2 separate regions of the Homo sapiens genome follow, and region 1 is linked to region 2. A link is an interaction called in ENCODE POLR2A ChIA-PET data of the cell type or tissue named here. Cell type or tissue: PC-9. All regions are shown on one strand. Links, peaks and the distances in the headings refer to the core of each region. The heading gives the core; the rest is flanking DNA.

Region 1 (16,005 bases), core at 6,770-9,269, 840 kb after region 2:
AATTGGCCGGTTGTGGTGGTGCACACCTGTAGCTCCAGCTACTCAGGAGGCTGAGGCAGGAGAATCGCTTGAACCTAGGATATGGAGGTTACAGTGAGCCGAAATAGTGCCACTGTGCTCCAGCCTGGGCAACAGACCAAAACTCCGTCTCAAACAAAAAAAAAACTGTATCATTTGTCTTATAGAATTTGTTGTATTCTGAACTTTGATTATCCTTTTGAGTCCCTATAATGTCAATTTATCACGTTTAGGCTCCCTCTCTTTTCCCTTTAGCTGCTAAGAAAAAATTTATGGAGAATGGTAGTAAAATCTAGGGACTTAATCAGATTACATGTGGTTTTTTTTCCAGCAAAAAGATTTTATTGTCAGTTTTGTATACTCTTACATGACATGATACACATAATAGCTACTTATCCCTCTTGTAATATTAAGATTGATCAGTGTGTTCAGATGTTGTCAGCCTGATCCATCTATTATAATGTTCCCCAATCAGTTTTCAGCAAGTGGTTTTAGCAGCCATTAATGATCATTGCTTGGATCCATTATTTCATTAGGGATTGCAGTATCATTTATTTCATCTTCATTTCCTAGCTAGAAATTTTTTAAAAGGAAGAACTTTTGCTTATCATCTATTGGTTACCTTGAAACACAGCTTTTTTCAGGAAAGGAAGGAGGTTTTATTTGTTTTTGCTTACCTGTTTTCAGGATAGTGAACATCCTCCAAACATTGTGTCCAGAATTGGTGGGTTCTTGGTCTCCCTGACTTCAAGAATGAAGCTGCAGACCCTTGCGGTGAGTGTTACAGCTCTTAAAGATGGTGTGTCCGGAGTTTGTTACTTCTGATGTTTGGACGTGTCCACAGTTTCTTCCTTCTGGTGGATTCGTGGTCTCGGTGGCTTCAGGAGTGAAGCTGCAGACCTTTATGGTGAGCATTGCAGCTCTCAAAGGCAGTGTGTCTGGAGTTGTTCTTTCCTTCCATCCGGAGTTGTTCCTCCCTCCCGGTGGGTTCATAGTCTCGTTGGCTTCAGGAGTGAACCTGCAGACCTTCAAGATGAGTGTTACAGCTCATAAAGGTAGCGCAGACCCAAACAGTGAGCAGCAGCAAGAGTTACTGCAAGGAGCAAAAGAACAAAGCTTCGACATTGCAGAAGGGGGACGCCAGCTGGTTGCTGCTGCTAGCTTGGGCAGCCTGCTTTTATTCCCTTATCTGACCCCACCCACATCCTGCTGATTGGTCCATTTTACAGAGAGATGATTGGTCCGTTTTACAGAGAGCTGTTTGGTCCATTTTGACAGGGTGCTGATTGGTGCATTTACAATCCCTGAGCTAGACACAGAGTGCTGATTGGTGCATTTACAATCCTCTAGCTAGACATAAAAGTTCTCCAAGTCCCCACTAGATTTAGACACAGAGCACTGATTGGTGCGTTTACAAACCTTGAGCTAGACACAGGGTGCTGATTTGTGCGTTTACAAACGTTGAGCTAGACACAGAGTGCTGATTGGTGTATTTACAAACCTTGAGCTAAACACAAAGTGCTGATTGGTGCATTTAAAATCCTCCAGCTAGACATAAAAGTTCTCCAAGTCCTCATCAGATTAGCTAGATACAGAGTGCTGATTGGTGCATCCATGAAACCCAAGCTAGACACAGAGTGCTGACTGGTGCATATGCAATCCTACAGCTAGACATAAAAGTTCTCCAAGTCCCCACTAGACTGAGGAGCCCAGCTGGCTTCACCTAGTGGATCCTACGGGCCAGGGCTGTTGGCGGAGCTGCTCACCAGTCCCACGCTGGGCGCCCGCACCCCTCAGCCCTTGGGCAGTTGATGGGATCTAGCGCCATGGAGCAGGGGGCAGTGCCCGCCATGGACACTCAGGCTGCACAGGAGCAGGAGCGGGAGGTGGGGGGGCTCGGGCATGGCAGGCTGTAGGTCCCGAGCCCTGTCCCACGGGGAGGCAGCTGAGACCCGGCAAGAACTCAAGTGTGGTGCCGGCGGGCCAGCAGTGCTGGAGGATCCAGCGCACCCTCCACAGCTGCTGGCCTGGGTTCTAAGCCACTCACTGCCCGGGACCGCTCTGAGTGCAGGGCCCACTGAGCCTGTGCCCAGCCAGAATTCACTGGCCCGCGAGCGCCACGTGCAGCCCCAGTTCCCGTGGGCGCCTCTCTCTCCACACCTCCCAGCAAGCAGAGGGAGCCAGCTCTGGCCTCGGCCAGCCCAGAGAGGGGCTCCCACAGTGCAGAGGCAGGCTGAAGGGCTCCTCAGGCGTGGCCAGAGCAGACACCAAGGCCGAGGAGACACCAAGAGCGAGCCAGGGCTGCTAGCACGTTGTCACCTCTCAATATGACAAGTGAGTTTTTGGGTTTTGGTTTTCTGTGTCCTTATGAGCATATTTTATGTGTCTTAATCCATTAAAGTTTGTTTTTGACTCAGATTTCTCACTTTTGCCACAGAGTCCTTTGGTTGTTAGAGATGAATGACCCACAACCACATAAGTGTTCACTTTCCCATATAGCTAAGAGCTACTTTCCAGAACTTAAAAAAGGAGTGGTCATGAGTTTCTTAAATCTGGTATCTGTAGACCAGAATTAGCATTACTAGAGTTTACAAGGACATTTCTTTCCACTGTGAAGTCTGACTGTATACAGATAGTTGGAATCATCTCAGGCTAGGGTATGTCATGTTTCCAGTACCTGATAAGCCCTCCCCAAAAAAATAATATCTGTACATTTCTGAACCCTCATAAAAAAGGAAGTAAATGTCTAAAATAAGCATAAACCCACAAGGATGAAAAATGCAAGCAAAGAGGACAAACAGAGACTGATGGTGAAGGGAAGCCGCAGAATCACAACCATGTACTGGTCCAGATTAACGCAGGAGGATGAGAAGTGACAGAAAATGACACATTTCCTAATGTTTGAACATGTTGAGAGAGATTTATCATTTAGTGAGACGTTTTGATGGTGAATTGGTAAATAGGTAAATAGAAAACCAAGCAAAATTTTTGTTTTAAGGTACTTATTAACTGTAGGAAAACCCAAAAAGTTGGCCAGGCATGGTGGCTCATGTCTGTAATTCTAGCACGTTAGGAAGTCGAGGTGGGCGAATTGCCTGAGGTCGGGAATTCAAGACCAGCCTGGCTAACATGGAGAAACCCCGTCTCTATTAAAAATATAAAAAATGTGCTGGGTGCGGTGGTGCACGCCTGTAATCCCAGCTACCCTGAAGGCTGAGGCAGGAGAATCACTTGAACCCGGGAGCCGGAGGTTGCGCTGAGCTGAGATCACGCCACTGCACTCCAGCCTGGGCTACAGAGCAAGACTTCATCCCAAAAAAAAAAAAAGAAAAGAAAAAAAAGAAAAACCGAAAAGTTACTCAAGAAGGAAAAAGGAAAAATCATAATACATTACCTGGTTCTGCTATGGAAAGCATTGACATAATCATAGCAATGTAAATACCTTATCATTAACCAAAAATGGTGTATAACTATGCTGAGGGCAGAGAGGAGAGGTAAAGTATATGTGTGTGTGTGTGTGTGTATACATGTAAAAAGTGTTGAATTTTTGTCTCCCATAAGTGTCCTTAAATTGTAAAACACAGAAACTTCAGAAATAGCAGGGCTGGGCACGGTGGCTCATGCCTGTAATCTCAGAACTTTGGGAGGCCCAGGTGGGTGGATCACCTGAGGTCAGGAGTTCAAGACCAGCCTGGCCAACATGCCGAAACCCCATCTCTACTAAAAATACTAAATACTAAAAAATAATAAAAATTAGCTGGGCGGGAATGGTGGTGGTCCCCTGTAATCCCAGCTGCTCAGCAGGATGAGGCAGGAGAATGGCTTGAACCAGGGAAGCGGAGGTTGCAGTGAGCTGAGACTACACCACTGCACTCCAGCCTGAGCAACAAGAGTGAGACTCTGTCTCAAAAAAGAAAAAGAAGATATTTTAAATTTTAAAAATCACACTTTTATGTGTCTCTAATTCAAATAATTCTGCTGCCAGGAAATTAATCGGTCATGATTTGGGGGTTCTCTCTCTCCCTAAGGCCATGCAAGAGTCCCAGATGTTCTCATGCATTCTTGAATATACAGGGCAGACCCTCTGGTCCCCAGTGCACATAGGTTCCCACACCTTGCCCAAGCCTGTAATCTCTTCAGTTCTTGGGCCAGACTTGCGGGGAGGAGTCTTTCACTGCTGCCCTCAAATCTTAGCATCCCCTAAAACCTCTCATCAGAAGGTTCTTGTTGCCTCTTGGGGCCCTACATGGAGTGGGACTTGCATTTCTCTGCTCATAGAACCTGAAAACATAGACACAGCTGCCTTTTCAGGTTGCAGTTACTGCTTTCCCAGCACTTTCTTCTCTCCACCCCCATACCTCTCCTCCACATCTGAGAAAATCAGGAAAATAGCTTCACTTAAAGAACCTTTGGAAACCCAGAGCTCGCCCCTCTTTACTGTAGGGGGCGTGGTGAGAGAAGGTGGCAAGGAGCAACTGGGGCCTGCCCTAGTCCTCTCCCACAATCTTTCATTCAAACAAGAGACGTCTAACCAATTTTATGTCATGTTCTACTTTAAAAAAGCTTCCCTGCTAGAAACCATTACTTCTTACTTGGCCCCTCATCCACTTGCCCATCCCCAAAACAAAATTCTGTAGCTGTAGCCAGATGGAGCCTACAGGCAGCCTTTTTTTTTTTTTTAAATTTGTACTATTTTACTTTGGTTGTACTTGTGTAATCTATGTATTGTTGCAATTTTTATTTTAATTTTGATTCTCTCCAATTACCCAGTTTCCCTCCTCGGCAAAGGAGTGTGACAGGTGGGTCTTTTGCCTCATCAAGAGCCAGTTCTAAAGTAGCAGCTCCAAAGAGGCATGTGCACATCTCAGGGGTACACAGGATGATCAACGGGGTGTGGGAAGAAGATATTAGGACTTCTATTCTCTTTTTTTTTTAGCTGGGTTCTCACTCTGTTGCCCAGTCTGGAGTGCAGTGGCCCATTCATTCCTCACTGCAGCCTCCAGCTCCTGGGCTCAAGCTATCCTCCCTCTTCACCCTCCTGAGTAGCTGGGATTACAGGTATGCGCCACCATCCCCAGCTTCATTCTTTTTGCTTTCTATTTTTGCATGCTTTCTCAAATGTATATATAGTATTTTTATAAACAAAAATTTGGCATATTTGGGAATGCATTCTAAAACTTTTTTTAAACTGATGAAGTATGTGATCCAATATATTTGAGACTTATGTTCTAGGGTAATGCTGTCCAATAGAAACATAATGTGAGCCACAAATGTGAGCTTCATGTGTAACTTTAAGTCTTCCATAGCCACAATTTTTTAAAAAAGTGAAATTAATTTTAATATTATATTTAATCCAGTATGTCCAAAATATTCTCATTTCAACAAGTAACCAACATCAAAATTATAAATGAAATATTTTTCATTTTTTCAACTAAGTCTTCAAAATATAGCATGTAGTTTACAGTGGCACCACATCTCAATTTGGACTGGCTACATTGCAAGTGCTCAATAGTAGTACATGTGGCTCATGGCCACCATGGTGGACAACACAGCTCCCAGGTATTAGGTCCTGGATATTAGCGGATATATGAGACAAGTGCTGCCTCTAGAACTGCTTCTGATGACAGACTTCTTGGGGTTGAGACATAACTGAACCTGCCTCATCTCCGCAGTACACCCAAGGCGGTAAGAAGTGAATTACAACTCATTAAACATCTACTTTTCAGTTAAGCACTTTTACGTCCATTTCATTTAATTTTCTAGCACCTACTTTGAGGTAGAGCTTATTAAACTATATCAAACATGAAGAAATGGAGTCATAGAACTAGTTAGAATCCCAGTCTTTTTTTTTTTTTTTCCTTTTTTTCAGTCATCTTTCCATCAGGCCAAAGAATCCTTCTCTTCCTCCAGAGCCCCGAACCACAAATTCTTCTGAACAACACTCATTGCCTCTTCTAAAAGCTACTGAGCTCATTTCACTTACTGTTTTGTAATGCTGTTACCTACTGAGGACGCTTTCATAGAGCAAGCGAGCAAAGTCTGTGCAGTCAGACCACAGGGCAGTCACGGTGCCCTCCTCCATCTCCCGAAAGGACAAAAAATGCATATTATACAGGCCACTCATACTCTCCAACCGTGATCTGTCTGATTTCCCAGCATGGAACTCTCCTGGTTGGGGCTGCTTTATGTGAAGTCAATCTGTAGTAGATTAATTAAACACTGTATTGATTTTGTATTCTCTGGGGCACTTCTAAAAGGGTTATATTCTTGAAGCCCCTTCTCTGAGTTAGTAGAACACTTCCCCTTTGCAAATGTGATACTTAGAATTTTATTACAGTCCTCCCACCCACCTCCACCCAGACATCACCCCCTCCCCGTCTTCGCGTGGCATAAAATCAAGTTCTGGCCCTTCCCAAAAGACAGTCATGGCAAGAAAAGAGGGAGGGAGTCCTGCTGGTTTTCAGGTCATGTTGATTTAACACTTCATGATTTATGCATTCTGGCTGTCTTGCTTGTAGATTTTCATTTTTACATCCTGCTAAATACCTTGCAGGGTGTTGTTTCTTTTAATTAGTTAATGTTTGTAAGGCACGTTACAGATGAAAGTGCTGTGTCAGTGCTAAATGTGAACATTGGGGTATCCTCAAGCTGTCCTTTGTCTGCCCAGGGGTTTTCTGTGTAACGCAAATTGTGAGAGAGATCTGCATTTGGAAAAAGGCTTGGCTGTTCTGTTTTAGACTGTAGGTCACTAAAATATACGTATTTGGGAATTAAAAATGGCAGTAAACACAGGACATTTTGCATTAGCACAGTTTTCTGACCCCGATGTAACAGTGCTTTCTCTACTTACTGGAAGTGTGATGATCTGATGCAGAGTGAGAAAAGAACATTCCCTACGAACTGGAATTGTGCGGTTTCTGTGGCAGAACCTTAACCTTCCTGATATGTAACAAATAATACATGGTTGGGTTTATGTTTTGTTTCGTCTGTTCAGTGAGTGGGTGACTGAAACAATTTAGCTGCTTTTCTACTGTGTCTGCGTAGGAAAATGGATTCATTTAAAATTACAGCACGTTAATTAAGTGTTCAGTAATATTTCACTAAGAAAAATGTTAAATACCAGTTTTATTTGTTTTTGCAACATATTCACTAAAACTGAGTTTGTCACATTTCTACGGGTGTAAAGATTCATGTTAGGCATGTTTATTAAGGTGTTTGATTTCATATGGACCATTTTTGGAAACACACAAAAAAATGTTTTCTTGTGGAAGGTTGGCTTTCCATTCTTTATTTTCTAATCATCAGCTTTTAATCTAGGTTGATATTTAAAAATAAGAAATCTGCATAAAGCCAAGCAGAGATAGTTGGAGACTTCTATTTTACATAACAGCAAGGGTTACAAAAAATGTGACTTTTTTGGTACCTTTCATTTCGTATATAAACAAAAAATAAGGTAAATTTGCAGCCTAAAACCCACTTGATAGTTTCTCTCAAATCCACAAAATGGCTGTCACCTGCAACAAATTTACAGTAACATTAATAAATGATATTTTGGCTGATCCAGAGTTTATTCTAAGACTGTAGCAAATTATCCCTTCCTCTTTTCATTGATTTTCAATGTAAGAAAATCCTCACTTTATTCTTAATAATCAACATTCCTAAATGCTCCAGCAGGATCCTCAGTCAATGTAAATTTACATAATTCATCTTCTTCCACTCAACTTGTTTTTCTATAATTAGTGCAGCTGTCACCAGGGAGCCACATTCTTGTGGGCAGGTAGCTATGGGTACAGAAAGCAGGCTTCAGTCAAACATTTCCTTTTAAACCATCCATTTGTTTTTTCTCCTCTTATTTCAAATAAGTCGAGTCCTGTAACGAAGAATTTGTTTCCTACCTAGCATATCCTTTTAAAATTCTATCATTCCATAACTTATAATTCCTTCTGCAGGTCCACTTAGCCAAAAGACATACGTCTTTTTTCTTTTTCTTTTTTTTTTTTTGAGACAGAGTCTTGCTCTGTCACCGAGGTTGGAGTGCGGTGGCACAATCTCGGCTCACTGCAACTTCCGCCTCCCGGGTTTGAGCAATTCTCATGCCTCAGCTTCCCAAATAGCTGGGACTACAGACACACACCACCACGCGTGGCTTTTTTTTTTTTTTTTAAGTACAGACGGGGTTTCTCCATGTTGCCCAGGCTGGTCTTGAACTCCTGAGCTCAGGCAATCCACCTGACTTGGCCTCCCAAAGTGCTAGGATTACAGGTGTGAGCCACCACACCCGGCAAGACATAAGTCTCTAAAGAATTTTTTGGTCAGTCCGACTTTTAGGCTGCATACATATTTCTCTTTATAGCTTTCATATTTTTATCAAAACAGATCTTCATTTCAAAATGTAGTTATAACACTTAAAAACATGGAAAGGCCGTATAAGCACAATGACAAAGCAAGCTTTGGAATGGTATAGGAAATATCTAGCTTTATCTTTTATTTGGAGTCTTTAAACTGCCTTTCTCATTGAACTACCTTTCTCCTTAGCGTTTAATGTAGTCTTTGAAAAGGATGGGGAAAACAAAACAAAACAAAACAAAAAAAACAGTGTTTTCCTGCTCTCACACAGTTAAAACACTCAACACAGAATACTTCCCCTCCGGTCACCAGAATGTGTGGGGATGTCCCCCTGTCGACAACCAAGCAATTCTCCAGTGGATAACAACTGAGTGTCCTACAATTTAACTCACTTCTAACAAACACTGTCTACCTGGTGATAGTGTCAGAGGCAGGTGAACCAGAACAACTCTATCTTAAATAGGAGCTGGGTAAAATAAGGCTGAAACCTACTGGGCTGCATTCCCAGACGGTTAAGGCATTCTAAGTCACAGGATGAGATAGGAGGTCAGCACACAATACAGGTCATAGAGACCTTGCTGATAAAAACAGGTTGCAGTAAAGGAGCCGGCCAAAACCCACCAAAACCAAAATGGTGATGACAGTGACCTCTGGTTGTCCTCATTGTTACACTCCCATCAGCGCCAGAACAGTTTACAAATGCCATGGCAACGTCAGGAAGTTACCCTATATGTTCTAAAAAGTGGAGACATGAATAATCCACCCCTTGTTTAACATATCATCAAAAAATAATTGTAAAAATAAACAAGCAGCAGCCCTCGGGGCTGTGGGGCTGCTCGGTCTATAGAGTAGCCTTTTTTGTTTTTTTGAGACAGAGTCTTGCTCTGTCGCCCAGGCTGGAGGGCAGTGGCGCAATCTCAGCTCACCGCAACCTCCGTCTACCGGGCTCAAGCAATTCTCCTGCCTCAGCTTCCCAAGTAGCTGGGATTACAGGTGTGTGCGACCGTGCCCAGCTAATTTTTGTATTTTTAGCAGAGCCAGGGTTTTATCATGTTGGCCAGGCTGGTCTCGAACTCCTGACCTCGGGTGATCCACCTGCCTCGGCCTCCCAAAGTGCTGGGATTACAGGCGTGAGCCACAGCGCCCAGCCTTAGAGTAGCCATTCTTTTATTCCTTTACTTTCTTAATAAACTTGCTTTCACTTCGCACTAGGGACTCACCCTGAATTCTTGTGCGAGATCCAAGAACTCTCTCGGGGTCTGGATTGGGACCCCATTCTTGTAACATATTTTTCTGTCCTGTAAGATATTTCTGGCGACTACAGAAGGGACTATAGTGCAGAAATCGCGACCCAACGGCTACCTTTGGGTAAGTGTTGGGGTCCTGTAACATCTTTCTCGCGAACCACAAAAGGGACCATACTGTAGAGACTCCCGACCCAAAGGAAAATCATCCGCGCTCACCAGTCGGCTGACTTTGGGTAAGTAGGGTGCATATACCCAGGTAAAGAATGGGATTGGGTGGAACGCGAGGTCAAGAGATTGAGACCATCCTGGCCAACGTGGTGAAACCCCGTCTCTACTAAAAATACAAAAAAGCCAGGTGTGGTGGCGGGCGCCTGTAGTCCCAGCTACTCGGGAGGCCGAGGCAGGAGAATCGCTTGAACCCGGGAGGTGGAGGTTGCAGTGAGCCAAGATCACACCACTGTACTCCAGCCTGGGCAACAGAGCAAGACTCCGTCTCAAAGAAAAAAAAAAAAAATGGGATTGGGTTAGAGGCCCAACTTAGGAGAGTTAGAGTCCCTTCTAAGATTTAAAGGGTTAGAGACCCCTCTAGGTAAAGTCCTTCTCGGCTAAGAACAGGTTCAGCACTATGGGATGTTAACTGCAATTCTCTTTGGATTAATCTGCCTTGCACTGTTTGCTGATGGCTGTGGGTGACAGGGTTAGGCCTGTACAGGATCGTGGGACATGGGAGCTTTTTCCTTCCTGAAAGGGGAAACTTGAGAGCTGGCGGGACTGCTGGGAAAAACCCCTTAACGACAGCAGCCGCAGCCACCTGAACTTTAAAGCGTCGCTGCAATGAGGGGGTCTTTCTCTGGCCTCCCTGATCATTTGGACTTCCCCACCCTGCTGCAGGCAATACTTTCCTTCTCTACTTTTCCTTTCCCTTTCTATCTTTTCTATTACTCAAGGCGACCATCTTGCCCAGAGACCACGTGTTGAAACTCCAAGTCAGAGGTTGGATCAAAGATGACGGGGCCCATCTGGGGGCAAATTTAAGCTTCGCCAGTTTGATATTGGGTGCTAAGCAGTGTGGCTAATGTCTATGTTTTTTGTTTGTTTGTTTGTCTAAGACGGAGTCTCCTGTGTTGCCCAGGCTGAAGTACAGTGGCGTGATCTCGGCTCACTGCAACCTCAGCCTCCCGGGTTCAAGCGATTCTCCTGCCTCTGCCTCCCGAATAGCTGGGACTACAGGTGTGTGCCACCACGCTCAGCTAATTTTTTATATTTTTAGTAGAGATGGCATTTCACCATGTTGGTCAGGATGGTCTCGATCTCTTGACCTCGTGATCCGCCCACCTCGGCCTCCCAAAGTGCTGGGATTACAGTCGTGAGCCACCGCGCCCTGCCATGTCTATGTTTTATCACATGTATTTTGCTCTGGCCAGAACAAAAACAAATAATTTTCCTTTATGATGCGGCTTGGCCCCCAGGACGATGGTGCCACAAGCCTGATCAGTAATGCCGCTTAGGGAAAGGGAACCCAGAAGCCTGGCATGCTGGCAAAAGGGTAAGAATTTCCTACCAGTCAGATTTCTGGCTTCTCTCTCTGTGAAAATGGTTCAATAAATGGAAAAATAAATAAATAAACAAATAAATCAGTGTTGATCTCCTCTGTAAAGTTTTAATTAATGTGAAAAAATTCTAAGGCTAATCTTAAACTGGTGTATTTCGTGCTGTAAATTTGTTTTTCTGTGTTGAGGGGTACTTTAGAGTAAAACATGGGCTTAGAACACCTGTAAGCCTGCTTTTCAAAACGACCCAGCAAGCTGGTCAGTAAGAAACTTGGCTGTAGGTCCCTGAAACAAACAAAAAAAACTGGATGAAGTCTCCACTTTGTTTTATGTTCTTGGGAGCGTGACCTTTTAACCATGTGGTGGTACTTTCTCTTGGTCTCTGCCTTCCAGGGAACAGGAATTTTAGGGTTCATGTCATAGTTAGCTCTAAAAATCATATTAGATAGTTAGAAGCCTCTGCAAGCTCAAAATTAACTACTCTAGGCTCCTTCTGAGAAAACACACACACAGAATGCTGCCCACTGTAGCTCAGTAACTAGGATCTTGCACTTTCACAGTTAGTGGTCCAGGTTCGTTTCCCCACCTAGGAAATAAGTCATTTCTGGTGTAATATCTGAGTGACCTTGTCTATTCTCTTCTCCGTGGACTGTCCTAAATTTTCCTTTCTCTAAGCGCCTAGAAGGTTACCTTTGGTAACGTTCAAAAGCTGGAAATTTTGGCCGCTTGGCATGGCTACAGTCGGGTAACAAGAGATCTGAAAAAATGTCTTTTTTTTTTTTAAAGAGCACTATGGTTGAAAGTCAGCTTAATTAAAAGTGGATAAACAAGCTCTAGATATATTTAAAAGGCCTTTATGTTTTTCTCTTCTTGGAACTTGCTTTTCTGGAAAAGTTTTTTTTTTTCTTCTCAGTCGACTGAATTATTTTTCTCCATTTTTTGTTTGTTTGTTTGTTTTGCCACTCTCAATGCATACATGAGGGGCCCTAAGGTAACTTCTGGTAGCCTGGGACTCCTTGGGAAAAACGGAGGAGGCGCCACAGACTCCATTTTGGGGAAAAAAAAAAACCTCTGTTTTCTTCATGAAACCCCAGGAATTAAAAGCAGACAGATCCCTCTAAAAAATCAAAGGCTCTGTTCTGTTTTGCATTGTGTTATCTAATGGTTTTGAGTTTTGGGGGTATCAGAAATTACTTCCCATTATGAAAAAGCTTTGGTGTTTTATAATACAATAACTAGGTAGGAAATACACTTTAAGGGATGGCTAATAATAGCTATCAAGGGATACTTGACTCTTTGCATACTTGAGTAAAAAAAGCATGCTCTTGGCCACCTAGAAGATAGGGAAACACCCCAACCCCACTGGGAAATAAAACTCCCATGAGGAATGGGCTGATTATAAAATGGGCTGATTGGCTTTGTGTTGCCTTGCAATGAAATGCAGAATAGAAGCACTGCACCGCCTGCTCCCGTAGTATTTCCTTCCTTTTGGGACTCCAGGAACCAGTATAAAATGGCACCCTTAACTGTGGGGATCTGTCTTTGCTTTCAGCTGCTTATTTGCTGCTTATTTGGCCTTAGAAACGCAAGCTTTCCTGGCCCTGTTCCTCCAAGGGCTCCGCCCTGAAGCCAGTAATCCAGTTAAAAAACTGGCAAATAGAAAAATCTTACAAGTGCTAAATCTTCTGTCTGTGTATTTATATGTGTTGTATGTTTATATGTAAAAGAGCTCTAATTAATTGGCTTAAAAACTAAGCGCTTAAATAAAATATTTTGTCAGAAAAATAGACACTTTAACGCCTTTTTGTTCACATGACTTCAGTAATCTTTTAAAAATAAAGACAGTTTTAAAGGTTATTGGTAAAATAAAATGTCTTAAAAATGTAAACATTTAGGCCAGGGCGATGGTGCATGCCTGTAATTTCAGCACTTTGGGAGGCCAAGGCAGGCGGATTGTCTGAGGTCAGGAGTTCGAGACCAGCCTGACCAACATGGTGAAACCCCATCTCTACTAAAAATACAAAAATTAGCTGGGTGCAGTGGTGGACACCTATAATCCCAGCTACTTGGTAGGCTGAGACAGGAGAATCACTTGAGCCCAGGAGGCAGAGGTTGCAGTGAGCCAAGATGGTGCCACTGCACTCCAGCCTGGATGACAGAGCAAGACTCCATCTCAAAATAAAATAAAACAAAATAAAATAAAATATTCCTTCTATGGAACAAATTTCCATTAAAGCCCATTTCTTAAAAGCCTATATAAAATATACTCTTGCTGCACTTTATACAAATAATCAAGTCAAGTATAATAAAGCAAATCAGTCTTACTATAATTTGTCTTTAATAAAAATGGAAAACTGGAAAGAAAAATATTATGTTTCAAAAACTATGGTATACTTGTTATTAAATTCTAGTCTCATTAGTTATTTTTCAGTTTGTTTCTGCAATTTAGGCTAACCCTGCTTATTCCTGTAAACCAACCAATGATCTCTAATTGTTGCTCAAAAAAAAAAAAAAAAACCCAAAAGAGATGGGTAATGTAAAAATCTGGATCAATATTCTAATTCTGGGCACATTACAATCAGTTAACAACCCCATACCAGCTTAGTTCCAACAGTTGCCCAGTTCATAAAAAGCCTCCTAATTTGTTTACTTGGAATAATTTTACTTATTTTGCTTTACTCTTGTGGAATATGTTGCTGTTATACTTTTTGTGTAGGAATACAGAACAAGCTTACTAAATATTTTCTTAAACACTTATTAATTGTTTGGGAGGCACTTTAGGAGGCTGAGGCGGGCAGATCACTTGAGGTCAACAGTTCAAGACCAGCCTGGCCAACGTAGCGAAACCCCATCTCTACTAAAAAAACACAAAAATTAGCCGGGCGTGGTGGTGCGCACCTGTAATCCCAGCTACTTGGGAGGCTGAGGTAGGAGAATCGCTTGAACCTGGGAATGGAGGTTGCAGTGAGCTGAGACTGCGCCACTGCAGTCTAGCCTGGGCGACAGAGCAAGACTCCATCTCAAAAAAAAAGCATAATACTTTAAAAACTAAAGCCAAAAATATTTTGTTGCTTCTGCACTTCTGCCTTAAAACATTACTGGTTCCTTAGCCTTCACCCAGCAGGAGCAGTGAAAGTTTCCTTGCCAACCTCTACTGATGGTGGAAACATGAGCCAGTGGGAGCTCTCTCCTTTCAAAGTACAGAGCTAAGTCTATCCACTCATTTATTTATTTATTTTATAAATATTTCTGGAGGGTCTGTGTGCCAAGCATTGTTCTTATGCTGAGACTCCAAAAGTAAATGAAATTGACATGGCCCCTGTCCTTGAGGGACATACAGATTGCTGGAAATGACAGATGACAATGAAATAAACCAGCAAATATATACACACACACACACACACACACACACACACACACACACACACACACTGTGAGAGATGCTAGGAGGAAGAAGCGCTATGAAGGGTCATTGATAGAGAATAGCAGAGGGAACCACTAGATAAGATGGCCTTGAGTGCACGTTTCTGGGGAAGTGACACAAACCTGAAGGCTATAAAGGGAAAGAGGGAAGGAGCGTATTCAGGTATGGGGACAACATGAGTTAAGATCCTTAGGTGGAAACAAGCGTGGTAGGACACACTAAGAAGAAGGAAGGGATGGGATTTGGTGTTTGATTGCAGTCAGATCCTTGGCCTATTTAGACACTGAAGTTATCAAGGATGGCAGGCCTTGGGGTAGAGCAATCAGTGACCCAGGTGCCAAACCTTCCTCAGATGAAATTTGATAAGCAGCAATGTGGCATATGGCAAAGAGACACAGCCACGTAGTGTAAACCCCAAAGACGTAGGTTTTTTTACACATGATGGAGGAGTAATAGCACACAAGCAGCATGAAGGAGCCAGAACGCGGAACTCAGGGAAACAGCAAGAGAATACGCAGCCTCCTCTTGAGAGAGGGTGGCAAGAAAAGCAATGTCGTCAGGATAGTCAGTAGGGGAAAAGTGCGATGAAAAAGCTGAGAACATAGATGCTCATTTACTCCTTAAGAGGGTTCCAGTGTGCACAGGAGAAAGGAGGGGAGGACAAAGGGAAGGTTGAGTTTGGTAAGGGCAAGAACAGAGCAGGATGGGAGGGAGGCTGGGTTACTGGTGGCACATCTTGGATGGTCACCATAGATAACTTTCCAAGATACTCAAGAGATCTAACCCCAGCAGTCATCTAGTGGATTAGAGGCACCCTCCCTCCTTCCCTAGAAATCAGCAGCCTCCTGTACTTTTTTTATCCAAGGGAGTCATAGTCAACTGAGGAGGCCAGCAACAGTACTATTTTGTTGGACAGGCTCACATCCCATGATGGCAGTAGGAGTCATTTATGATGGGCTACCACACAGTTCTGAGAATTTCAAAGAAAGGGATCTTGGGCTGCCTGAGAAAGTGTATTTCATAGGTACATGACATTGGAGGCTCAAACCATTGAAAGATAGAGCACAACATTATGGAAAAAGCCTGGCAGGGTTGAGTCAATGCAGTTTCAGAGAAGGAAGTAAGGCCTTAAACAGATACCCAGAGATGGCCATCAAGAAGTAAGCAAGACACTGACAAACAGTGCACTAGTTGTGTGTGTGTACTTTCTCCCAGTGAGACTGATATTTTATTTTATTTTTATTTTTATTATTTTTTTCAATTTTTGAGATAGAGTCTCACTCTATCGCCCAGGCTGGAATGCAGTGATGTGATCTCAGCCCACTGCAACCTACACCTCCCAGGTTCAAGCAATTCTCCTGCCTCAACCTCCTGGGTAGCTAGGATTACAGGCATACACTACCAAGCTCGGCTAATTTTT
Region 2 (16,005 bases), core at 5,089-7,588:
CATATTATGCACTGTAATACTGCCAGCCTTACTCATGTGGATATGTTGCTTAGAGTGTCCTTTTCCCACAAGTGCCAGCTGCTAACTGCCTGGAGAAGGGCCACTGACCTTCCAAAGCCCAGTTCATTTTTTCTCCAAAGACTTCAAGTCTCTTCCTCCATTATGACCAGTGGCACTAGCTGTTCCTTTCTTTGATATCTCATTGCTCTTTATATGTACTGCTATTTAGCATATAATATGTTGGAAAGAGCACTATTTTTTAAGTTGGAAAAGTTCTGGATTGAATTCTAAATCCAAATCCTAGATTGACCTTTTATTAATGAGATAACATTGGTTATATTACTTAACCTCTTGTAATTTCAGTATTCTTGCTTGAAAAATAGACACTAATTTGGAGGGTTATTATGAAAAATAAATGAGAGAACAGAGTAAAATATCTAGCAGTAGTGACTGGTGTGGGAGATACCCACTAAATATTCCTTCCCTTTCTTCACAATCATGAAGGCTCTGATATTTACTCATCTCACATATTAGATTTGATCTCTTCCAAAGCAAGCCTCAATCTTATTCATTCACACATGTAAACTGCTTCCCATTTTGCTGAATTAAAGGACTGTCCCTAGTGGATCAATCAAAACACATTTTAAATATAGATATACATTTTTTAAATTTTAAATATATATTTGAGACGGAGTCTCACTCTATCACCCAGGCTTGAGTGCAGTGGTGCGATCTTGGCTCACTGCAAGCTCCACCTTCCAGGTTCATGCCATTCTCCTGCCTCAGCCTCCCAAGTAGCTGGGACTACCGGTGCCTGTAACCACGCCCAGCTAATTTTTTTTTGTATTTTTAGTAGAGATGGGGTTTCACTGTGTTAGCCTAGATGGTCTCGATCTTCTGACCTCATGATCCGCCCACCTTGGCCTCCCAAAGTGCTGGGATTACAGGCGTGAACCACCGCACCCGGCCACTATATATTTTTAATAGCACCTATTGTCAAAAGTTTCTTTGTTGCACTTAGCAAAATAGTCTAAAGACAGTTTGCAAGTCCATGTAAGTCATAATAAAATCCTACTTTAAAAATGGTTAATACCATCAATAAGTTACAAAGGGCCAATGGGTTTGATATGGGTGGCTTTATAGTGGGAATAACACAAACAAATTATTATTATTATTATATTATTATTTTGAGACAGGGCCTCGCTCTGTCGCCCATGCTAGAGTGCAGTGGCACGATCTTGGCTCACTACAAGCTCCCCCTCCTGGGTTTGCGCCATTCTCCTGCCTCAGCCTCCCAAGTAGCTGGGACTACAGGCACCCGCCACCACGCCCGGCTAATTTTTTTTGTATTTTTAGTAGAGACGGGGTTTTGCCATGTTAGCCAGGATGGTCTCGATCTCCTGACCTTGTGATCCGCCCGCCTCAGCCTCCCAAAGTGCTGGGATTACAGGCGTGAGCCACCGTGCCCGGCCAAACAAGTTATTTTTAATTGAAATTAAATTAATAAAAAAATTAAAAAATTATTTTTTAATTCCTTCTCATGTGAACACTAGGCACTGGGGACAGATATCTAGAGTCAGCCGAGACAGCCTTGAATGTGGTTAATTTCATATACTTATGGGAACCATTAAATCACAAGCCTGGAGACCGTTCCAGCGCTGTGTTAACTACAACTCTTTGGGTGTCTATTTATTTATATATAAGAGACGGGGTTGGGCTTTACTGAGCCATAGCATCTTTTTGTGCACTAACATGCTGGGATCTTTCTTCAGATGAGACAGAGTATGAGTACAGTGGAAGTGAGGAAGAAGAGGAGGAGAATGACTCAGGAGAGCCCAGGTATGAGAGCAAAAGCCAAGTCTTCTAATGTTCACATTCTGAATTGTGCTTGTGTGAAATTCACTTTCCTTTTGATTTATAGGTTCGTTTTTAAGAATCCACCAGGGTGGTCTTATTTAATTTATTGCCCATGAACATACTCATTAATTTGGGAAAATTTCCCTAGGCAGACCATTACGAAAATGTGGAAATCAGCATATTCTTTATCTTGTCCCCCAAGATTTATGGTCTCTATCGTAAGAGCTTGTTTTCTTACATATGTAACACGTAGAATGGGTAGAAGGCTAATTATCTGGGCAATGCAGGACTAAAAATACTTAAAACTGCAACTTTCTAGAGACCTAAGTGGTATTTTCGGACTTGCGTTATTCAGTTCGTTACTTCACACCTTTGAGAAGCCCATTCGGGTAGCCACTGTCCTTGTCACATGCCTTGGTATTTTCATTGCAGCCTAATCCAGGAGAAAGTGATTTTCAGAAAATCAAATTATATGTAGAGATGAACTCCAAACAAATACTTTTGGGCCATTCCTGTTGTCACCTGTTGGACCTCAGAATCCAGGGCTGTTTTATTGTCATGCCTACATTTTGAATTCCACTTGACTTTGATTCTGACTTTCTTCTAGTCTGTGTTTATAAGTAATTAAGGTTAGTGTGCTTGCACTGCCAGGATATCTCTTTGGTGAGCGAATTCAGCTTGTTGAGTCAAGGAGGGCAGGCCCACATCCCATGGTGCCATGCAGTATACATGTGAAGTAAGACTTGGGGGGAATTGCACAAGCAGAAGACTCATTGAGGTGTGGCCTCCCTCCTCAAGCCATCCAAGGAGTGGACCCTAATGCTCCAGAAGGATCAGTTCCTGTACCACTGAGGGAGAGCTTTCTGACCAGAAAAGGGGCCAGCTTAGCCACCACTGCTAGAATGAGCCAGATACCATGTGTTCTTTTTTTATGCTAACTCAGACCTACTGAGCTGGATTCTTGCTAAGCTTCTATAAGAAGATGGAACTGAGCTTTCAGAGCCATCCAGTTTTTCTCTCTTCACCTGCCACAGGATTCCTCAAGGTCAAAGACCGAATACTTCTTTCCTACCATCTGATACATAGCATGTTGGCCGTCCCCGGTTTAGCTGCATAAAGAAGATGACTGCCAAGTAGTGACATAGAAAATGAACATTCCTGAAAGGCAGAGGACCAAACGCCCTGCTTTCAGAGAAGTTGTACACCAGTGTTCAAAAGCTTACCCAAAAGGTTACTGTGTCAGCCTTCTGACCACTTTCTGTAGAACTGAGAAACCCTGTCTTTCTAACACTTGCTAAACTGCATATTAGGAGTCACTCAACGAGCCAGCCCAGCCGTACCTTAACACTTCCGTAATTATAACATGTCATTATATCATGCTGAAGATTATGTTCCAAGTCCTGTTGTTGTTGTTATTATACTTTAAGTCCAAGTCCTGTTTTTATGGACGTATCTAATTAATCTTCATGAAATCCTGAAAAATAGAAAAGGACAATGGTTATCTCATTTTAGAAATGAGGCGACAGCCTAAGGGTTGCACCCAGGTCACACACAGAGTTAATGGTTGAGTCACTAACACAGCTCAGATCTTCTGACATTGATTCAATATCAATTAATATTAATGGAGCATCCTCGTGTGCATGGGAGGCTGGGTTCCCAAGTCCCTCCCCTCTGCACAGGGCAAGTGGCCTGTGTAGATAAGCACCATCGTTTGGGGTTTTAGAGTTTGACACAAAGGCTCTAAGTTTTAGAGAAGGCTTGTGAGTAGACGCCAAGCATTGTCTATGGAACATCACGAACAAAGCCTTTTTATGTCTTTTCATGGCAGTATCTCACACAGCACACTAACTACTCTCCAAAACCGATCCTTGGTCCTCTTGTTAACTGCCACGAAACTTGCTCCTCCCTCAGCATTCCTCATTCCTGTTCTCGTTACCACCGTCACCCAGCCACCAAGACAGAACCTGCAAGTCATCCCTCACTCCACATGTCAGATCTGTCCACAGGCTTCGTGACCTCTATCCCCAAACGCTCCTTCCCTCCTCCACCCGCTCTGCTCTCGCCCTGGGTGGTGTCCCCACCCCAGAACCACTCTGCAGCAGCAGTCCGGCTTGCTGTGCTTGCCCCTGTACCCCTCGCTAGGTCATCCATTTAGCAGCCAAACCCATCTGCTCATGTTGCTCTTCTGCATAAAACCTTCCCGTGCCTGCATGGCTGTCGCGGCCCCGCACCTATCTCTCTGACCTCCTCTCATACCCTTCTCCCTCTCATTCACTCTGCTCTGGGAAGCCGGGCTGGTGTTCAGTTGCTCAAAAATAGGGTGCACCCCTGTTTTCCTCTCAGGCCTCTAAACCTGCTTTTCCCTCTGCCTGGAACGTTCTTCCTTCTTCATCAACTGCTTCCTTCCCAGAGAGGTCTTTCTGACCACCCATCTAAAGTAAGGCCTCAAAGCTTACCTCAGCTCCCAGCCACTGTCACTGAAACAATTACAATTTTAGTCTTCTATAGAGCCTATTAATACCTGAAATTATTTGTCTGTATGTGTGTCCCATAAGAAGATAACTTTAAAGGGAGAATTTATCTAGCAACTGCCGTATCCTTAGAGCTTACTACAGTGACTGCCACATAGCAGGTGCTCCGTAAATATGTGTTTAATAGATTTATTTCAAATGGAAGCTTCCAGAAAGATTAAAAGGGCTACGTTTGAATAAACAGAAGTCATTTCTTAGCTCCCTCTTAGGCTGCTGTGCAGAATCAAGGAGTCTGTAACATTTAGTTGTTCACCTGCGAGCAGGGCAGCCCAGGACCACCAGCGAAGTAGGTAGAACTTATTTATGTCCTCTCGATCTCTGTCGTATGCACACACATTCATGTACAACCACCATTTTACAGAAGACAAAACTGTTACCTAAACAGAATCTAGGAACCAATGAGCTGGGTTGAAGTCCTAGCTGCACCTGCTGTGGCCAGAGCCAAACCAAGCCCTTTAAGTGTGGTACAGTCAGGCAAACCCTGACTTGGACTCAGCAGGCTTGGGCTCAGATCCTGGCTCTGTGTTGACCTTGACTCAAGGGTTTTCCATCGCTAGTTCATCGTGGCTTCACAGGAGCAGCCTGGCCTCTGCCTCATGGGGTTTGGTGTGAGGGGGTGGTGTGGGTGAGGCCGATCTGTGCTTGTCTGAGTACCCTTGTTGCCCACCATTGTCCATTTTTATTGAAAATAATCCAGTCTGGGGCTCATGGCTTGCACACTGGCTAAAGTCTTTAAAAACAAATCTTTGCCACGTCCCAAGGATGAGGGAGTGGTGTGGACAGTCCTGGAGAAGGTGACAACTCTGAGAATGTGACATCCCTCTATGGATGGAGGCAGCATTTGTTGGCCACAGTCGTACTGAAAGGGAGGCAGGTCTCTTATCCTGATGCTGTTTCTTTGGGGTGAATGATTGAATTAGCGGAGGATCTAGGAGCCTGTGCTCTTCTTTCCCTGTGTGTGGGTGAATCATTTGTCCCGCTTTCCTCCTCCAAGGCCTCTTGGTAGCCATGGCCCCTGCCCCACGTGGGATCCTGATCACTCTCTCCTACCCACAGCTCCATCCTGAATCTGCCAGGGGAGTCGACGCTGCGGAGGGACTTTCTGAGGCTGCAGCTGGCCAACAAGGAGCGTTCTGAGGCCCTACGGAGGCAGCAGCTGGAGCAGCAGCAGCGGGAGAATGAGGAGCACAAGCGGCAGCTGCTGGCCGAGCGTCAGAAGCGCATCGAGGAGCAGAAAGAGCAGAGGCGGCGGCTGGAGGAGGTGAGGACCTGCTCGGGCCACCTCTGACCCCAAGCCTCTCAGTTGTGGTCACTCTCCAAGCATTCCCTGGGGGCCCACATCCCACCTGTGAGCACACAGAGCTTAGAGGCACAAAGGGGTTGACTGCAAGGGCAGATAAGTCCTGAATGCTCTTACAAACAAAAGGCTTCCCTTGCTTTTTGTGGTGGTGTGGTCATTTCAGAAAAGCAGGTGAAGGCCGTCACCCCTTCCTGTCTTGCCCATATATCACCTTCTCAGCACCTTCTCAGCTTTACTTAAAGTCACAGTCCCTCCCTCCAGCATGTCCTATTTCCCTGCCCTGCCTTATTACTTTTACACAGCCCTTAGCACCTTCAAATATAGTCTACATATACTTTTACATGCCTGAATGTCCCTACTGGAATTTAAGCTCCATCAGGACAAGGAGATTTTATCTCTTTTATTCCCTGATGTATCTCTAGCATGTCGTAGGTGCCTCATAAATATCTGTGGAATGAGTAATATATGAATGAATGGGTCAGTAGTTGAGAGGTGAAATATAGGTATTAACTAGATCACAGTGAATAAGCAGATAAGTGGAATTTCAAGTATGGAAGAGTAGGACCTGCCTATTGATGCTCTGAATGCTAGGAAGAATGTTTCACAGATCCTTTCCCAGACATCCCTTAGTACCCAGGGCCTGTCCTCCAGCCTGTGGGCAAGACCTGCCTTTAGCAGCAGATACTGCTTATCTGTGTGGGAAGCCATACTGCTAGCCACAGTTGGCTGCATGCCTTGTCCTGGGCCAGACTCTCACCTTGTGGTCTTACAGACATTTGTTAAAGCCTCCTTCCCAGAACTTTGCCCAGATATCTCAGGCCTCCTTCCTCTGCCAGATAAATCAAAGCCTCTAGACAATTAGGAAACCGAGAGAGCATATCTATTGGGGAAGTTGGGCAGCAGATGAAAGGCGCACTAACTGCACGGTAATGGGATAGTAATTTTACAGGTTTCCCGAACACCAGCTTGCTTCTCATTAACGGGCTTGCAGCAATTCACTTGCTTTGCCAGGTGGCCACTGAAGATTTAGAGGGTGGTGAATTGCAGTCACCAGCAGCAGATTGCTTTTTAAATGGTACATCAAGGTCCAGCCTCCCTGGTTTAAATCAGTAAGGGCCTCAGTTCCAGTTTGCAGCAAATCCCATCAACCTCATTATGTCCTTCAAATATCAGTATCAGACCAGCAACAATAATACCCAATGGTTACAATTATTGAGTGATTTTAGTAATGTCAAGTACCAGGCAGGATGCTTTGCTTATAGCCACTATCTCATCTACTATCATTATCTCTTTTCCTGTATTGATTATCTCTCATGCAAAACTCATAATCCCCATTTAACAAAGAAGAAACTGAGGTTCAGGGAGGGAAGTAATTGGTCCCATGTTGCAGGGTACTGTGTTTAGTACTTTACACGAATTGTCTCATTTAATCCTCACAATAATCTCCAGTCTAAAGATAATGCAGCTGAGTCTTAGAGAGGTTAATAACTTGTTAAAGGTTGAGAAGAAAACCGGGTTTCAGATCCAGGGGATTGGCCTGCAGAGCCTAAGCACCAAGTCACTGCATGTGTTCTGTGTCTCCACTGATAAGTCAAAGTTGGTATGCTTTTCCACATCCCTCATCTGGCCTCTATGTCTATAGTCTTTTATCCTGAACATTTAAGGAGTTCTGCGCAAGGGCACAGAATCTGTGGCCAACAGATGCTCGCCTTTGACCTGGGTTCTGTCTCACGCTCCCAGTCAGAGCTATTGCCAAGGCCTCCTTTGTGTCTCTTCTCTTGTGGCATTTGCTTGAACCTCTACCATGGAGCAAGTCAGAGTTCAGCTCACTGAGGCATGTGCAGCCAGAGACACACCCTGTCAATCCTGGCTTGCACAGAAGACGTCAGCCAGCATGCATGAGGGCACAAGCCTTTTGCTGTATGTACCAATGGGCATGAGCCTTGGCTCCATACCAGAAGCAGGAATGCTTCTGGCCACAGAGCATTGATAGATTATTCCAGCTTTCTCTTTTGATCCTTCATCTTATTCTATAGCGCAGTGGAGAAGAACAAGGAATACTAAGTACTCAGAGAGCTGTAAATTCTGAACCCCTTAGTCATGACATTCTCTCCCACCAGGAACTCTTCTGCTGTGTCCTGCTCCTGCCAGGTCCCCTTCTATGTCTGCTTCCCTGGCCTTTGGTGACCACTTGTGTTTCTGGTGTCCTGAGTAGGAACTTGGACTACATTGTCATATAGAAACTGTTAAAGCCCATAGTTCAGCTTGAGTATTTCACTGCGAGTCATTTTTCCTTTTGTAGGAAAAACATTCCCACTTAGCTACCCCTTTGGTCACACAGGACTATGTAGCTTGTAGCTTTTGTATTTTGTGATCTCAAATGTCACCTCCCACCAGAGGGTTTCTAAGGAAGCCCTGCATGTCCTTTACTATTTATGAGTAACCATGTGGATTTGGCTAAGCTCTAAATCAGTGTCTGTATATTCTTAGAAGGACTTTGAATATACACTGAATGTTGTCACTGATCAGCTTTATGAAAAGGACGTGGCTTCAGGCCAATTAAATGGTGGAGAGAAGACTCAGCTTTTGACCATTGTTGAAGTACAACCTATAACAAAGTTCCAGGAACTTGATTAAACCCAGCTAAAGTGAATGAGTCCATCAATGGTGAGAAAAAGTACAAGGAGGACCTCTTCTAGTTTTACTCAGCTCAATAAAAATTTCTATTACTTGGCATAAACAAAATACATCTTGTTTTATTCTGTATCATGGAGTTAGGATCCAAGAATAATGGGAGCCTTCAGGGGTCAAGGCTTCTACTCTGGTAATCTTGAGCAAGTTTGTGGTGATGTTTGATTCTGCTCAAGAGTTCTGAAATGATATTAGTGATTTATATATGTGTTTCAAATTGCTGAGCACATTCTATACTTTCATTTTGGGGAGCGTGCCTGTAAGTCACAGGAATGAATCAAATAGACCCCAGAAGCACCTGCTCCCTGGTAGTATGTTTTATTCTTTCAAGACTCTTTCAGGACACCAACATTCTCATGTAGTGCCCTTCAAGACCATCCTAACATTGTCCAGTTATAAAAATAACCAGTTCTATCTGGCCAAAAAATATACACTTTGGCTCCATCCCATGAATTTTTTTTTTTTTTTTTGAAGAGATATCACCTGTATCTTATTGGCCAGTAATCATGGAGCATTAATGTACAAAGTAAGAACCTGGCAGCCTAAAAATGTCAGCCCTCTCTAAGCCTCTAACTTTTTATTGTGACTGAGGCTTTCAAGGATGTTAGACTCAATTGTTGTTGTTGTTTTTAAGCATGAGGTTTTTAAGCATAAGGTTGAATTAAAACCTTTTCCTGGGGTCTGTAGGTCATCATTTGACAAATATTCAGTGAACACCTCTGTTGTGTGGGCACCATGTTAGACACTAGAAATACAGTCTCCCATTGTGACGATTAGATCTGTGAGGGAAACAGGCACTAAGCAAATAATCAGCCAAGTAATCATTTATCATCACAGCAATGACTGCCGTGGTGGAGGAGAGTGGCATGCTAAAAGAGCGTGCCACAGGGTGGGAGCCTCACCTGGCTTGGTCAGAGTCCCGCTACAGGAGGGAGTGGGGCACGGAGAGATACCAGGCAGGGAAGCCATGGCACAGTCATGCAGGGCTTTGTAGACCATGTTGATTACTTTTGAATTTTATTCTAAGAAGAGTGGGAAACCATTGATGTGTCTTCACTAAGGGAACAGAATCAGATCTGCCTTTTTCAAATGAAACTTGGGCTGCTGCAGTTGGTGCTGGAAAGAAGCAAGAGTAAATGGAGGAGACAAGTTAGTCTAGGCCAGAGAGTGTGATGCTTTGGACAGATGATGGTGGAGTGGGGATTGAGAAAAGTGGACACATTTGAGACAAATGTAGCCTGTGGACCATGCAGGATGTGCAAGTTGATTAGACATCAGGGATGAGGAAGAGCAGCCAACAGTAATAGTAGTAGTACAATCCATGCAGTTGGATTATGGTAGAGATGGCCATAGAAGAGGGGTCAAAAATAAGAAAAATAGGAATTATTGGTTTGTGGTAATAAAAGTACACATGAGAAGAGAGTGTAGGCCTGAGCTCTAAGAACTCAGAATAGACAAGGAAGAGACAGCAGAGAAATTTGATAAGGAAGTGGAAGGAACACCTGGAGAGTTTGATGCTATAGAAGCAAAGATTTAGTATGCAAGCATAAGGATGGAGTTAAAGGGGCCAGCTCTGCAGAATGCTGCTCAGAGGTCAGGAAGACAATAGCATCTTTTGGTTTCAAATGACAAAGAGGATATTTAAAACATAGTTTTGGCCGGGCGCAGTGGCTCACGCCCACTGTAATCCCAGCATTTTGGGAGGCCGAGGCAGGTGGATCACGAGATCAGGAGATCAAGACCATCCTGGATAACACGGTGAAACCCCGTCTCTACTAAAAATACAAAAAAATAGCCGGGTGTGGTGGCAGGCGCCTGTAGTCCCAGCTACTCGGGAAGCTGAGGCAGGAGAATGGCATGAACCCGGGAGGCGGAGTTTGCAGTGAGCCAAGATCATGCCACTGCACTCCAGCCTGGGCAACAGAGCAAGACTCCGTCTCAAAAAAAAAAAAACAAAAAACAAAAAACAAAACACATAGTTTTTGTGTAGTACTCCCTAGAAATTCTTTCATTTCCTGTCTTTTCTGGGAAGGGAAGCAACCTGCCCAGGGAGTCAGTAGATCTGCACTTGGAGTGAAAAGACGTCAACTTCTGAGGGTCACCATGTACTACTACTACCTGCATGCCCTGGCAGTTCTTATTCTCTCCACACCTCCACTTCCTGAGCTCTGCAGGGAGATCAGTAGCAAAGCTTGTTCCCACCACCAAAGTTTTCCTGAGGATTAACCAGAAAAATGGATATAAAAGAACTTTATTGACTGCCAAAAGCTGGACAGACCTTACTTTTGAGGACTGGTCAAATTCAGCTTAAATATTTCTAATGAGACCCACCTTATGCTTGTGTTGGAATTCTTCCTAATTCCATGCTCATCCATTTGCTATCAGCTTTTTGTTCACATTCTCTGTTACCATGCATTCTTCCTTTTTTCTTTTTTTTTAATTAATTTATTTTTTGAGATGGAGTCTACTCTGTCACCCAGGTTGGAGGCACGATCATCTCAGCTCACTGCAACCTCTGCCTCCCAGATTCAAGCAATCCTTATGCCTCAGCCATCCGAGTAGCTGGGATTACAGGCATGCTCCACCACGCCCAGCTAGTCTTTGTGTTTTTAGTAGAGATAGGGTTTTGTCATATTAGCCAGGCTGGTCTCAAACTCCTGGCCTCAAGTGATCTGCCTGCCTCGGTCTCCCAGAGTGCTGGGATTACAGGTGTGAACCACCATGCCCGGTCACCATTCACTCTTCTCTTAGGGTAACCAAGCCCAGTCTCAAAGCAGCTCAGCTGTGCAAGCTGAAGCCCAAACCCAGAGAAGCCGCTGGTGTGGAAGGTTGTTCTTTGGAACCTTAGTAGCTTCTTCCAAATGCTCCTAGACAGCCTCCACCCACAAAAGAGTGGTGAGGTGGTGGGGAAGCTGCAAGTTTCTCTAAGAATCACAGTGCAGGACAGCATATTGATGCTCTGGAAAGTCCTGGGACAGCAGAGCATTTGGTAAAATTCAGTAGAGAGTGAAATTGTATTTTGGTTAACAGCATAGACTCTAGAGCCTAAGACTGCCAGGGGTCAAATCCCAGCTTTCTTCCTTATTAGGTGTGTGACCTGAGTAAGTTCTTTAACTTTCCTGTTTTACAGTTTCCTCATCTGTAAAGCAAGAAATAACAATAGCATTTACCTCACAGGGCTGTTGTGAAAATTAAATGAGTTAATTCATACAAAGCCTGCCGACATCACTAACACATAGTGAGCCCTCAATAAATATGAGTTGTTCTTGTTATTGGTGTAGGTGCCTTTGACCAAAGTCAAGGAAACAAATTTCCAAAGTTTGAACTCCTTTATGTGCTACAGTAAAACCTTTTTGGATTTATTAAAATAAATGTAAATAGGTAAGCTTCTTTCTATGCTTCGGGAAGAATATTTGTTATAATACTGGGAGGAATTCAGTTATATCATTAAGAGCAATAAATGTCTAATAGTTCTTAGATGGCCAGCTTTAGGTTCGTGTAGAGGTAAAATACACTATCTTTACAGGCCAAGGCCAAGGTTTAATCTTAGCTGTGTGGTCTTTGGCAAATTACTTAACCTCTCTGAACCTCAGCTTCCTTACATGCACATTTGGTAAAATAATATTTACTTTTCATGATTGCTGAGAAGTAAATGAAACCATAAATACAGAGGACTTGGCACAATGCCTAACACAAAACCTGGATTGGTATTCTTGGGTGAATATTTTATTGTTATTTTGGAACTGATGATTTCAAAGTATAGTACTGTTAATTTTGTTTTTCATTTTAATGGTGCTGTCTATAGCTAGCATTTCCCCATTCCCTGTCTTCCTTAATTCCTTAATGTACCTTCCCTGTTTAGTGTAAAACCTTGACTTTTTCATCCCCTTTTGAAAGCATTTTTCCAGAGCACATTTTCGTTATGTCTTACTGGGCTGTTTATCTGCTGGTGAGTTAGCCTGCAGTCCTGGCCTTGTCAGGACAAGGAGGCGGCCCATTCTTTGTCCTTTTGCGGATTTCTTGTTTAGTAGGGTCAACTGCCACCTTGGGAAGTCTCCTTTTCCCAGTGAAACCTAGAGAACCTTCCCCTGGAGAAACTGCCTTCTGATGGATTATCTTATCAGTATTTCTTGCTGTCATTTCCAACACTGTAAATTATGATCCCATCATTGCCACCAAGTGGCTGCATGAAATTTCATTTCCTAACAATATCTAAATAAAGTTCATAAGGAACAGAGATCTTGTGCTGAGTGAATAACAAGCTTCTTGCATCAGGGAAATAGTACCTTCCGAGTGACCCTTTCACCAAAAGGGTGAGAACGTGGCAGTTCAGTAAGACACTGCCTGGGTTTGAATCTCAGATCTGCCACTTACTTCCTTTGTAATTTTGAGCAAGACATGACTTCTCTATGTCTCAGTTTGACCATTTATAAAATGGGATGTAATACATACAAACCACTTAGAACAGTACCTGGCACTGAGTAAACACCTGAATAAGTTCAAGGAGAGTGTTACATGTGAAGGGAAGAATCTTGCTTCTCATTACCTGCTTTGTTATTGCTGCCCTGGGTCATCTCTTTCCAGGGTGAGGCCTTGAAGCTGAATGAAGCCTAGGCAAGTACAGTGGGCACAAGAAGGAGACAGGAAAATCGTGTGGGTTTTTTACCAGTGCAGCATTTCTACCCACTGGACCACACTCCCAGGCCCCAAGCCAGAGGAAAGCACTGTGAGCAAGAAAAATTAATTCCCCCATCTCAGAGCCTGGAGTGTTAACACATCAGCACTGCTGAGAAGTGGTCCTTAATTCACTTAATCATTAACCACAGGTGTCCCAGTGTGTCCTGTGAGCAGTGGCTGGCTAGTTGGAGGCAGCACAGCTTTTTATTCCTGGATGTCATTAGCATCAACACAAGATTGAACACTTTCTAGCTGGGCTTTTGCTCTGTTATTTCAATAACTGAACAGAAATTATGAAACAGCTGGGAACCATCCTGGCAAACCAGATGCTCATTGTCCAGGACAAAGCGTGCCCATGAGCTTTGGATAATGGTCAGTAATCGCATGCACATGTAAATCACACTTGTGTTTCAGGGAGCCGTGTCATCTGCATGGATATAAGGAACCCCACCTCCCAGTGGATCGCAAAAGGGCTTCTTGTTCTAACTTACGTGTTGTGCCAAAGGAGTTCTGACTTTGTCCGCTTTGTCACCTGGATCCTGTGATGGGAGGGATTTCCTGCCACAGTGCGGGAGTTGGGCTGACATCCCTATTTTGTAGTGTAAAATGCTACTGAAATCTGGAGTCCTTTTGCCCAGGCTCCTGCCTACGCTTTTAAGACATAGGAAGGTAGAGTACGCTAGTGTTTTATACTTAACAGCATTTCATACTGAAAAAAAACCTGGAGTTAGGCAGTTGCTGATCCTTGGTGTATCTAGAGTACCTTGCATGGAAGGTAGGGATGGCTTTTTAGTGCCTGCATGCAATGGACATCACACAGACCTACCCTCCGTTGTCTAAGGTCTTCACAGAACCACCTTTATTACATCTAGTCTGTATGTTTTGTGTGTTCACAGTCTTCTTAGTTATTCCTAACCATAGAACTATGACAACAAAATAGTTTCACATGAAATCTTATTTCACATGACATTTAAATTGAATTGCTTTTATTTTGATTCTTGTTTTCTTTAGTAAGTGGTTTTATAGAATCATAGAGGCTGGGGAATATTAGGAACCTCAAAAGTGATCTCAGCCAATTCTTCTCTCAAAGCAAGAATTCCTTTTGCAATATTCTTCAAACAGGGTTATCTAACCTGTTTAACATATAATCTTTCCTTGTATGTCCGTGGGCTTGAGGCAGCACATTCTATTTTTGAACAACTCCTAATGTTGGAAAAGTTATCTTTTCGTTGATTCGAGTTCTTGTGATATCCCTGCATTAATACAGGTTGTGCCAAATAAAACTGAAATTCCCTGCATATCTGCCCTAGAAATGTGTGAAGACATTAATAATGTTTTCCCACAAATGTTACCAGTTCCTGCAACCTTTCTACGTATAAGTTAGCATCTTTAGTATCATCTCGGGAGTACTGGAGTGGCCCTCTCTGTAAATACTGTATTAATAAACTGGTTTATAACTGGCTTGTCTTCATAGGACTCAGTCTGAGGGTCTCATACTAAGGCTTCAGAATGATGACAGTAGGAATTTGGGGGTTTCATCTGCATTTGACTTTCACACTAACATTCAGAGTCGTAGGTACTAGGGATGTCCATTAGGCCATTCTTGCTCCTCTGTATGACACCTGGGAAATCCCGTGTGACTGTTCTCCCAGGAGAAACTGAGGCTCAGAGACACTAAGGAGTTTGTGAATAATCACATTGACTAGCATCCATGGAAGAGGCAGGATGAGAATTCTTCTGCACCGCTTCGTGAAGCTCAGTCTGTTTAGAACTGTCATGCCTCTTTCAGTGTCCGCAAAGACCAGCTTGCACACATGTGCTTGACAGTGCTTAGCCATGGGGCTGTCTGCTAATCAAAAGTTGGCCTGTGAGCACAAAGAAAAGGCTTCACTTAGGCAGTTAATTTTTCAGGAAAGCTCTCAAAGGGTAGGTTGGATAGTTTATCTCTCATGGTGTAAAGTAGGTGTAGAAAGAAAGGAATGAGTTATATCTGGCCTGTCTAGCTTTCCCAATGTTCTCTGATTACTATTTCTGAGAACATTGGGAAAGCTATGGTAGCTTTAAGGTAGGTAACAAGTTAAGGTAGGTAACAAGTAAAGATAGAAAGAGGGGAAAATGGCAACTTTAAAAAGCATTAGACAGTATCTTTTACTTTGTACACACAGATGCTTCTTGTGGACCCAAATGAGGCAGCATGGCAAGAGTCAGGCATGGAATATAAATCCTGGCCTCGCACTTACCAACCGAGTGAACTTGGGCAAGATATTGGCCTGGATGTGCCTCAGTTTCCTTAACTGTCAAATGGGGGTGATGACAGTATTACCTGCCTCAAAGGGTTCTGGTGAGAATTAAATGAGTTAATATGAGTACAGTGCTTGGCATCATAGGCTGCACTACGTAAGTGTTCTTCATTATGCATATAGTTATTATTATTTTTGTTTTTATTTCATTGTCATATAGTGAATTCAGAGGTGCCAGACTGCTTCCTCATCACTCTTGTGTCCTTACATAAAAAAAGGTTTGGAACTCCAGTTTTAGTCACAAGGAATCATGCCCTTACCCTATAGTCATTGGTTTGCAATGATCTTTCCAAAACTAAAACTTTAGCAACGTTAAATGGGAAAATGGAATGCCCAGAAGCTGGAATACCTCTCATCACAAGTATAGCTCCCGTGAAGCTTATACAGAATGGTCCTATTTAAAGTGAGGGGGCATGTGTGATGTGCAGTCAATTCAAAAGACCACACTGGGTCCTTTCATTCTGAGTGTCTTTGAACAGAGAGCCCCTGGGTGGAGGGGATGGTTTGAGGTACTTCCCAAGGAGCCTGACTTGATCTTGCACCAGCCGTTTTCCTGTCCTCTGGAGGCCAACTCGGGTCTTCCACAGTCACAGTAGGGTTTCCTCTCACCGCTTTCAGGAGGTCACCCAAGATGAAAAGCAACAGGAGC

What was found. ChIA-PET counts read pairs that join two places held together with the same protein. Peaks named below come from ENCODE experiments on the same cell type or tissue, not always from the same donor. Only the 100,000 strongest peaks of a DNase experiment are listed, where the experiment ranks them.
Region 1: POLR2A ChIA-PET joins it to region 2 with 5 read pairs; 1 of 35 experiments calls an interaction of 5 or more read pairs at or near these places.

The regions. Positions count from the first base shown.
Region 1 is chr3:170,313,607-170,329,611 of GRCh38, reverse strand. No RefSeq gene overlaps it. Among named protein-coding and RNA genes, the nearest start is that of SKIL, 36 kb to the left of the region's middle. In PC-9, for the core only: no CTCF peak of the experiment used is centred there; DNase peaks (open chromatin) are centred at 7,771 and 8,831; H3K4me3 peaks cover 691 bases; H3K27ac peaks cover 1,292 bases.
Region 2 is chr3:171,147,104-171,163,108 of GRCh38, reverse strand. TNIK (TRAF2 and NCK interacting kinase) reads left to right here. Exons shown (of 33, transcript NM_015028.4): 11 at 1,773-1,839; 12 at 5,445-5,649. It overlaps LOC105374216 (a long non-coding RNA gene), which reads right to left. Exons shown (of 5, transcript XR_007096163.1): 5 at 1,947-3,331. Among named protein-coding and RNA genes, the nearest start is that of MIR569, 48 kb to the right of the region's middle. RefSeq lists an enhancer at 3,675-3,969 and a silencer at 5,395-5,689. In PC-9, for the core only: a CTCF peak has its summit at 5,567; a DNase peak (open chromatin) is centred at 6,208; H3K4me3 peaks cover 1,035 bases; H3K27ac peaks cover 2,500 bases.